3 separate regions of the Homo sapiens genome follow, and all the other regions are linked to region 1. A link is a contact called in ENCODE Hi-C data. All regions are on one chromosome and are shown on one strand. Each heading gives the region's core, a stretch centred on a gene start or an enhancer-like site at or near the end of the contact. The rest is flanking DNA. Distances are from core to core; before and after follow the strand shown. Region 1 holds the start of DESI2 (desumoylating isopeptidase 2). Region 2 has its middle 8.4 kb from the start of MIR3916. Region 3 holds the start of FLJ39095 (a long non-coding RNA gene).

Region 1 (3,086 bases), core at 260-2,759:
ACAGGACTCCCAAGTTCAGCAAGAGGGCAAGCCCCAACTCACAAGTGTTTTTTAAGCCTCTGCTTGCACGATGTTAATGTCCCACGTCCACAGCAAGTCACAGTCCAGTGCAGTCAGTGGGGGTAGACACCACCAAAGAGTATAATTTGGGAGACTGGAAATAATTTGTGGCTATTTTCACAATCTGCCACACTCATCTCCCTATTTCCACCTCCTTTGCCTCTCTGAAATCCATTTTCCACACAGCAACCCAAGTAATCATTTTTAAACACACGCACACTCATTTCACTCCCTGGTCCAAACTTATGGCTTCGTTTAAAATACAACCCCTGTTATGAATTTTAAAATCCTTCCGGGATCTGGCCTCTGCCTACCTGCCCAGCTCATCTAGTACCGTCGACTCCTTGCCTACTGTGTCCCAGCAAGAGTGATCTTTTGTTTCCTTGAATACAGAAAACTCCTTCATGCTTCAGATCTTTGCATTTGTTCCCTTTGACTGAAATACTCCTCCCCCTCATATCTGCGGGGCTGGCTTTGTCATTCACATTTCAGCTTAAAACTCATTACAGCGATCTTCCCCGTGCAGCCAATTTAAGAATGACTTCACCTTACTTAAATTTTCTGCAAAGCACATACCAGTGATATTTTGTATGTCCCTGTTCCTGTTTATCACGGCATTCCCGAGGGCCTACAACACTGCCTGGCACATAGGAAGCACATAACAAACATTTGTTGAATTAATGCAGAGCTGCATACTACGTCCCAGGATTGTGCTAAGCTACGGTTACTGTACCCTTCCCATCTCAGCAGGATAGTTTCACAAAATGTAAATTCCACATTGAGGATTAATTGGATGCACGTTACACCTCATCCCACACCAGTAACTCGTCTTCCTCTATTTCCCCACCACTCCCCTTGCCAAATAAAAGGTGAGGAAGCATTTGGAAAACTTAGGGTCATCACTCTGGTCTTTTGCCACATTTCGCTGGCTTCATCGAGCTCAACGCAACATGAACTACTAACAGCAGCAGCACCTGAGATGAGAGGGTGAATGAAGGTAGGAGATTTCACCGCCCGCGGGCGGCAAGGGATCTGCCGCAGCTCTAAAGCACTGCATGCTGGGAGTTGTAGTCTCCCGGGGAGGCCTGGTCTGGTAGGACCGGGGCCCCCGCGGCATGCAGGGAGTTGTAGTCGAAGGGCTGTTGAGACTCCGCCTCTGCACTTATAGTAGCAAGGGGGAATCCTCACTGCATGCTGGGAACTGTAGTCTTCCTGGGTCCCCGTTCCTCCAGGACGCGGAGGCGCCGGAGTTGCCGCCATTTTAGGTCCCGAGGTGCGCCGGCCGAGAACCAGAGCGCAGGCGGGCTCAGTCCTGGCGCCGGGCCGGCCCCGCCCCCGGGGCGCCTGGCGCCCGCCCCTTGCTCAAGCCCCGCCTTTCCCCACGTGTCTGCCGCCTAGGGGAGGTGCCTCATCCGGAGCGGGCCGCCAACGGTCCGGCCCCGTCCGCACAGACGCTCCTGTCGGCGGCGCCCGGGAGCGGCTCGGCTGCCCGATGCTTCCGCCCCGGCTGCCGCGGGCCGGGCTGTACGCTTAGTGCCCGGCTCAGGCCCCCTGAAGCGCCCGCGGGGGTGAGAGCGGCCTCCGGCCCCGCGGAGACGGAGCGGCTTGAGGACGAGGCGGCGGCCGCGGGGAGGAGGATGGGGGCTAACCAGTTAGTGGTGCTCAACGTGTACGACATGGTGAGTGCGGCCCCTGGCGGCCCCGAGCCCTGGCCCAGGCCGGCTTCCTCTCGCCCGTGGGGCTCGGACCCCGGCCCCAGGCGCTTCCTGCCTGGCGTCTCCGCCTCCAGCCTAGTTCTCGGGGGAAGCCGGGGGTGAAGGAGGGAGTATTGTTATTTTTTAATCCTCGCACTCGTCGACGCTCCGGTGAACCCAGTCAGCCCGAGGGTTTTGGCCAAAGCTCGGGTGGGCTTGAACCTCTCCCATCCGCTCAGCTTGGACCCGACCCCGGCTCTGGGCCCGACCCCTTGGCCGACGTGCAGTGTCCTTTCGGCAAAGCTTCCGTTGCGTTTCCAACCCCACTTGCCGGCCCCCGGGGCTGCCCCGGGACCCCCGTCCCGACCGCCTGCGCTCCCAGCTCCTCTGCTTCTGCCGAACTGTCCGTCTCTCTCCATGGCTACGTCTTCAGAAACTCCCAAGCCCCTCTAAGTCCAGAAGGTCACAGCTTTCGGGTGCCTGTGCTAGAATCTCTTCAAAGGTGAACAGGAGCCAACACACCCTTTCCTTGTGTGTTAAAGGCAACCTCGTTAAAATATGAATGAGGCTAACATTTCTCAAGAAAATAGCCCAGCTGAATTATTTAGAGATCCTGGTGGTGCTCCTTTCCTACACTCTGAAGACCACTTTCCAGGTGATGCAACAGGTGACGTGACCACGGGAGAGGGAAGGGAAGAAGTTGTTTATTGTATCATCTAACTTTGGAGTATGGCAAGCACGCAGAATCGAGTCCAAGAACTGGTTTGCCTGATTTTTGCAGTGAAATGCCCCCAGAAAAAAGCACCCGGTAGAGAATTGTCGTTGCAGTTAGATGCATGTTTGGGTGTGTTTGCTTGCTTTGTTCTGTAGAATGGGTTTTTGTTCTGTAGACTGGATTAGTACCTCTGACTGCAGTGCTTAAAATTCCTTGTAAGTTGACTGACAAATGAAAAATTGCCCGTCGTTATTTTTGTTGGCTTAAAGATGCAGGAGAGCAGAAATACTACAGGCCAAGAGTCTTATACAGTTCTAAACTTTGTATTCCCTTGTATTATTTATAAGTTTCTAAATTTACAGTGTTATTATATCTTGGGTAGAGTGGGATTTCTCATGCCATATCTGGGAATTGTGTCAGAAGGGTGTAGGAACTGCCTGCCACTTGAGATGAGTCCTCTGTTGAATTCTGATGTGAGCCTGGAGATGAAAGGAGATGAGTTAACATGCTGAGAAAAGTGGAACAGGACAGAAAAAGTTGAAGAGGAGAATAAGCCAAACAAAAGATCCTAGAAAACCATGGCACTTTGTAAGTTCTGTGGCCTGTGTCACTGGTTG
Region 2 (3,086 bases), core at 238-2,737, 2.6 Mb after region 1:
TCTTACCTTTGAAACTCTACTGTTAAAATGCAATTGACAGTTAATAAAAAACTAAGGTTGAATTAAGTGAAAAAAATGTTTCAAGGTGTAAAACCCAGGAAGTGGCAATGCTGATTGGAACACAGACAAATCTGACTCAAGTGCCAAGTCAGGCCGTCCTATCACTTGGGACCTTCCTCTGTTTCCATACTGCTCACTGACCACCTTCCCGCCTTGCCCAGGAGCCACCACACTGTGCCCCACTGGGTGCCCCAAGTGGCTTGACTTTGCAGATTCTCGCGCCCCCTCACTGCAGTGGGTCTTCCTTGTCCTTTGGAACAGTTTTTCCCCCTTCACAAGTCTGAGAGAATCCAGATGTCAGAAATCATTTCTGTTTTTTCTTCTCAATATCAGCATCCAACTGGCTGACCAGCAATGTGTCCCCAAGGAACAGACGCTGGAGTTGGGTGAAGACAATCTGCATGTCCTAAGGGGTTAGCTTTGTAAATGAAGGGTAGGACCAGCTTCCTCTCAGCCCCAGGGCATCCATCTGCTCCCTTAAGAGGCTCCACCTCCATCACTGAGGCTGTCCTCTGGGAGGAAAGGAACAACGTGCTAATGTTCACTAAACATGCCTTGAGATGGGTCACCCCCAGACAATTATGAAACCCAGGCACAGAAAAAGACTGGAGGGTGGCTGAGGACACATGACCTTGTAAAATTTCCAAAGCAGAACCTCAAACCAAAGACATTCCGATAAGGTGTCTGTGCCTGGGGAAGATAAAAGAAGAGACACAAAGATTTTTTTTAAAGCAGTGTGTCAGGTGATTCTTCTCTGCTCACATAAAATGTTTACAAACAGAAAACAGATGTCTAAAAAAAGTGCCATCCAATGCTCTGTGAAAAAATGATGAAAACACTGTGTGTGAAATGTACAATAAAGGACACACAGGCTGGGGGGACAGGATGGTGGATGTGAGACCGTGCTTGCCACACATTTGGAAACGCAGTGGAAAACCAGTCCCCCTCTGGAGTGTTTAAAATAATTAACTAGCAATCAATTAGACTGAAGTAGCACTAGGACCATCGGTTCCTAAGGAAAAAAATCTAACTGAAATACATGTCTTGTAAATTACTACCTTAGGAAGAAACGATTTTCAGCCTGAACCAACCACAAACCTCCAATTAACCTCTCATTAAATAACCAGGAAATTTCCACCTGGACAGTCCACATAAGGCGACTCCACAACTGTAACTGTAACCAAGTTCTGAATTTGGTTCGCTTCCTTATGCCCCTTACAAAAGCCTTTGCTCCAAGCACCCACAAACCATGACTGGGCGCTCTGCATTGATGAACAGCTCTTTGCTCAAATAATCTCTTTAACGTTTAAACCTTGATTCCCTTTTCATTTTTACCAGGAGAAAGGAGGGCCTGGGACCCCACAGCCCACAGCTCCTCCCACGCAGTGGCTCCTCCTGGGTCGGGGCTCTCCCCCAGGCCCCTGCCGTCGCCACCGCACAGCTGCCAGCGAGGGGACGCGCCGGGCGGAAGTCGAGCGCAGAAGCGGACCGGACGCCGGGTGAGGCTGGCGGCCCAGCCCACATCCTGAGGCCAGGGGAAGCTGAGGGCCGGGCGGGTCCAGCGGGGTCTCGGGTCTGCAGACTCCGGAGGCAGCTGTGGGGAGGCCTGGGGCCGCCACAGCCAGTTCCAGCCCGTTTCCATCAGCCCCCTGCCCACCTCGGGACCCCGCCCACATACTCACCATTTCCCAGCTTCCCGGGTGTCCAGGCTGCTTAGCTATGGATCTCCTGATACCTGCAGGTCAGAGGGCAAGAGGCTGTGGCGGCCACCTGAGCTTCCCCGAGCAAAGCACGCCGAGCACAGAAGACGACCCAGCTGAGGCTGGCAGGAGAGACGAAGGCCCCGCCAGATCCCGGAAGCCGCGCCCTTCTGTCCGGCTGCACGCCCGATTGGACGGTTCCTACGTCAGCGCCCCTGATTGGATAGGGCTCCAGGCCCCGCCCCCTCAGTCCCTGAGTGACGGAGGATGTGATCGGACGCTGGGCTGAGGGCGACAAAGTGACAGGTTCTTGGCTGCAGCCTTTTCATGCAGGGCTTCCTGCTTGCGCTGGGCCTGGCCCAGCCCAGGGGGCATTTTCATTTAACCTTTTGTATAAGGTTATATCCATTTATAAATAATATATATATGTTATTCACAAATGAAAACAATATAATGGCAATGATTTTAACATTTCAGATTTTATGACCTTTCTGGCCTCTGGTAGTTTGATCAGGCAGCCTGAAATTTCAAAAAGGGAGGCAATCCTTTAAGAAATAAAATGTAAGCCACGTGTGAATTTTAAATTTCCTAGTAGCCACCTTTTAAACATTAAAAGTAACAGGTGAAACTGATTGTAATAATTTATTTAACCCAATATATTCAAAATATTATCATTTCAATGTATGATCAATATCTCAATATTCATCAATATATTAATGAACTATATAATTTTCGGTAGTCAATCTGTGAAACTCACTCTGTATTTCACCTTCCCAGCACGTCTCTGTTCAGCCACATTCCAGGCCCTCAGTACTCACACATGGCCAGTGGCTGTCACACTGCCGTGCAGCTCTGAGGGAGGTGAACGGTCTGAACCCTCATTTCCTTCCAGCAGTGAAAGATCGGTCCTCCTTATCAACGTCTCTCCCCAGGCCAAAGGCTGAAGGGACAGGGCCCTAGAGAGAGCAAGGGCTGCAAAAAGAGAGTGTCCACAGGTAGACCATTGCTGCCCCGCCTGCTGTCCATCTTCCTCCCAAAAATCAGACAGTCAAAAAAAGAACAATGGAGCCCCCAGGAGGACCTAATCCCCAGTCTTCAGGTCTTCCACAGCTTTGACTTCCAAAGTTTAGATATACAGAAAATAGATTAAACAAACTTCTGATATTGGTATTTGGCCTTGGCGCTAATAAACAGGCTATTGGTTGTCTTTTTCCTCCTATGGTGTGGGAGACTGGGTGAGTTTATGCACCAATCACGTGTACACATCTACATGTATCTCTACATAACTCACCACCGTCTAACAAGAGATCCAAATTTAAATAAAGG
Region 3 (3,086 bases), core at 412-2,911, 2.5 Mb after region 1:
ATTTACTAATACAATTTTTAAATTTCTATTGCACAATGTCAAGGCAGAATGGAATAAGAGGAAATATGGCACATGTTTTTTAAAATGACATTAATGTCACCACTTCCAGATGCTATTCCTGTGAAATCACATAAATTCCCAAATCAGGCTTTTTTAGGCAAGAAAAACTAGTTTTTCATACCTAGTAAAAATGACAAATGTCTAATGATTTTCAGTCATCTAAAAAAAGAGTTATGTCTTGCCTAACATACTTTTAAGATTTTCAACCAAAAATATTCAGGACAGCACAGTATTAGCAGAGAGATGAGCAAGCAGACCAAGGGCTGAGGACACAACACCCTGTAAAGTTTTCACAGGGGGACATCAACCTAAAGACATTTTGGTAATATGCACACTTAGGAAAGATGAAGAGAGGCACAAAGATTTTTTTACAGTAGAGTGTCAGATGGTTTATTCTCCGCTTTCCTCTCATGTAAAATGTTTGTAAACAGAAAAATATTTTGGCCGAGCGCGGTGGCTCACGCCTGTAATCTCAGCGCTTTAGGAGGCCGAGACGGGCGGATCACTTAAGGTCAGGAGTTCGAGACCAACCTAGCCAACATGGCGAAACCCTGTCTCTACCAAAAATACAAAAATTAGCTGGGCGTGGTGGCGGGCGCCTGTAATCCCAACTACTCGGGAGGCTGAGGCAGGAGAATCGCTTGAACCCGGGAGTCAGAGGTTGCAATGAGTGAGACTGCATCATTGCACTCCAGCCTGGCGACAGGGCGAGATTCCGTCTCCAAAAAAAAAAAAAAAAAAAAAAAAAAAGAATATGGTTTGCTTCCTCATTAACCTTATCAAAGCCTCTCATTTACGCCCCTTCTGTGGACCCCAAACCACAAACCATGACTGCGGTACCTGGTTTATGAATCGCCGTTTGCTCAAACACACGGTTTAACGTTTTAACAAAGCCTCGGCTTAATTTTAGGGGAAGAAAGGTGGGACTGGAAGCCCCATGAACCACAGCTCCTCCCATGCTGGAACCCCGCACACCGAGACACCGAGTCGGGGCTCTCCCGCATCACCCTCCCGTGGTCACCACACTACCTGGATAGGGGAGGCGAGGGGTTCCCGACAGGGCTCCGGCCGGCGGAAGTGGCGCCCGCAGGTACAGACAGGATGCAGGGGTTCCGCTGCCCGCCCCGCCCGGCCCGGCCCTGAACAGAAGAGGACTGAGCCCCGGCTACGCCACGGCGACTCGGTCCGCAGGTTCCGGAGCCGATGGCGTGGAGGCCCGAGTCGCGCCACAGCAGGTTTCAACCAGCCCTCTTCTCCACTTCGGGAAGCCAGGCGCAGTCCACTCACCATTCCTCGGCTTCCCGGGTGTCCTGGCGTCAGCTAGGGATGTCCCAATACTCGCAGGTCACAGGGTGGCAGAGGCTGCTGCAGAGCCACCTGGGCCTCCCAGAGCCAAGAACTAGCAGCGGAGACTAACAGGAAGAGCCGGCTCCGGCGAAGGAGAGACAAAGCAACCGCCAGGCAGATCCCGGAAGCCGCCCTCTCCTTTCCGGCGGCGCGCCTGATTGAACGGTCCCCACCCCAGCGCCCCTGATTGGATGGGGCTTCAGGCCCCGCCCCTCAGGCCCTGAGTGACAGGAGATTGCGATCTCACGTGAGGCTGGATGAGGTCAGAATGACCGCTTTTGGCCTAGCGGTTTGTAGGCGGTGCGTCCTTCCTGCGCTGGGATCCGACCATGCAAGAAGGACATTCACATTTAACCTGTATACAAGTTATAGCTATTTGTGCCTTTTATATATATATATATATATAAAATTGGAAGCAATATAATGACAGTTCTGTAACTGCCCAGGGAGTTCACCTTGCCCGCTACCTAGACAGAGCCGATTTCTCAAGACAGGGGAATAGCAATAGAGAAAGAGTAATTCACGCAGTGTCCTCTGTGCGGGAGACCGGAGTTTTTTTATTTTATTTTATTTTTTTGAAACAGAATCTTGCTCTGTCTCCCAGGCTGGAGTGCAGGCTTGGAGTTTTATGATTATTCAAATCAGTCTCCCTGAGCATTTGGGGTAAGAGTATTTAGAACGTTTATTTTGCCAAGGTTGGGGATGCATATGCATGACACAGCCTCAGGATGTCCTTGATGACATGTGCCCAAGGTGGTCAGAGCACAGCTTGGTTTTGTTGGAGAGAAATGCTCGGTGCCGCAAAGTGAAACCAGCACTCAAGCGAAAGTTTTCTCAGCAACGCAATTTACTTCTGCAGAAGCGTGCTGCTCGCATCAATCACGATCGCAAGAGCACACTGAACAGAGGAAAGCAGGGGTTTTTATTCCTAACGCAGTCCCTACCTCTGGCATGGGCTGGGGTCAGACCGCACGATCTAAACTGACCCGGTTGGCTATTTGTGAATATTTTCCCAAATAAGGAAGGGGGAAGGGGGATGTGAGTTACAATGGTGGGACTTGCGGTTTCCAAGGGAGAAATGGGTGCAGAGCAGGTAACCAAGGGAACAGATGTGAGTTATTGATTAGAACTGACGGAAGGTTGTTTACAGTAACTAAGGGCAAGGAGGCATGGAGAACAAGAAAGTTGAGTTCGAAAACAAAAAAACAAGAAAGTTAACATGCCAAACCTTGGAAGAGAAACTGACTGTATCTGACAGCTTTATACATTTTAGGGAAACAGGAGACATCAATCAACATATGTAAGATGAACACTGGTTTGATCCGGGACAACCTGAAGCAAAAGCGGGTCAACTCGAAGCCAGGAGGGGGCTTCCAGGTCACAGGTAGGTGAGAGACAAACGGTTGCATTCTTTTGAGTTTCTGATTAGCCTTTCCAAAGGAGGCAATAAGATATGCATTCATCTCAGTGAGCAGGGGATGACTCTGAATAGAATGGGAGGCAGGTTTGCCCTAAGCAGTTCCCAGATTGACTTTCCCCTTTAGCTTAGTGATCTGGGGGGCTCAAAACATTTTCCTTTCCAATTTCCCCCTTTTCTTTTAAAAATATTTTGGAGAAAGCATTTTAGAAGAAAATCAGTCTCTGGTCCCAGGTTTTGTCCAATCTCTCATGGAGTAGCT

The links. A loop is a pair of places that touch in the nucleus more often than their neighbours do. Pooled maps may share reads with other maps.
Region 2: a map of CD8-positive, alpha-beta T cell shows a loop between it and region 1 (8-fold over the local background). The contact joins the enhancer-like site here to the promoter of DESI2 in region 1. A Hi-C loop is called at or near these places in 2 of 168 maps with a recorded cell type or tissue (CD8-positive, alpha-beta T cell and naive thymus-derived CD4-positive, alpha-beta T cell), 1 of 37 single-sample maps with no recorded cell type and 11 of 50 pooled maps.
Region 3: a map of sigmoid colon shows a loop between it and region 1 (10-fold over the local background). The contact joins the promoter of FLJ39095 here to the promoter of DESI2 in region 1. A Hi-C loop is called at or near these places in 3 of 168 maps with a recorded cell type or tissue (naive thymus-derived CD4-positive, alpha-beta T cell, psoas muscle and sigmoid colon) and 12 of 50 pooled maps.

The regions. Positions count from the first base shown.
Region 1 is chr1:244,651,617-244,654,702 of GRCh38, forward strand. It overlaps DESI2 (desumoylating isopeptidase 2), which reads left to right and starts at 1,510. Exons shown (of 5, transcript NM_016076.5): 1 at 1,510-1,739. The coding sequence starts at 1,698. RefSeq lists enhancers at 181-754, 1,014-1,173 and a silencer at 1,254-2,023.
Region 2 is chr1:247,208,949-247,212,034 of GRCh38, forward strand. No RefSeq gene overlaps it. Among named protein-coding and RNA genes, the nearest start is that of MIR3916, 8.4 kb to the left of the region's middle. RefSeq lists silencers at 1,501-1,710, 1,851-2,110 and an enhancer at 1,517-2,016. Within about 2 kb of position 1,488, at least 35 of the 41 ENCODE cell types and tissues checked have a DNase peak (open chromatin) inside an H3K27ac peak, as active enhancers do; they include CD8-positive, alpha-beta T cell, where a contact is called at or near this core.
Region 3 is chr1:247,102,850-247,105,935 of GRCh38, forward strand. FLJ39095 (a long non-coding RNA gene) reads left to right here and starts at 1,662. Exons shown (of 3, transcript NR_147502.1): 1 at 1,662-2,791. ZNF669 (zinc finger protein 669) reads right to left here and starts at 1,507. Exons shown (of 4, transcript NM_001142572.2): 1 at 1,348-1,507. The coding sequence starts at 1,350. RefSeq lists an enhancer at 1,458-1,752.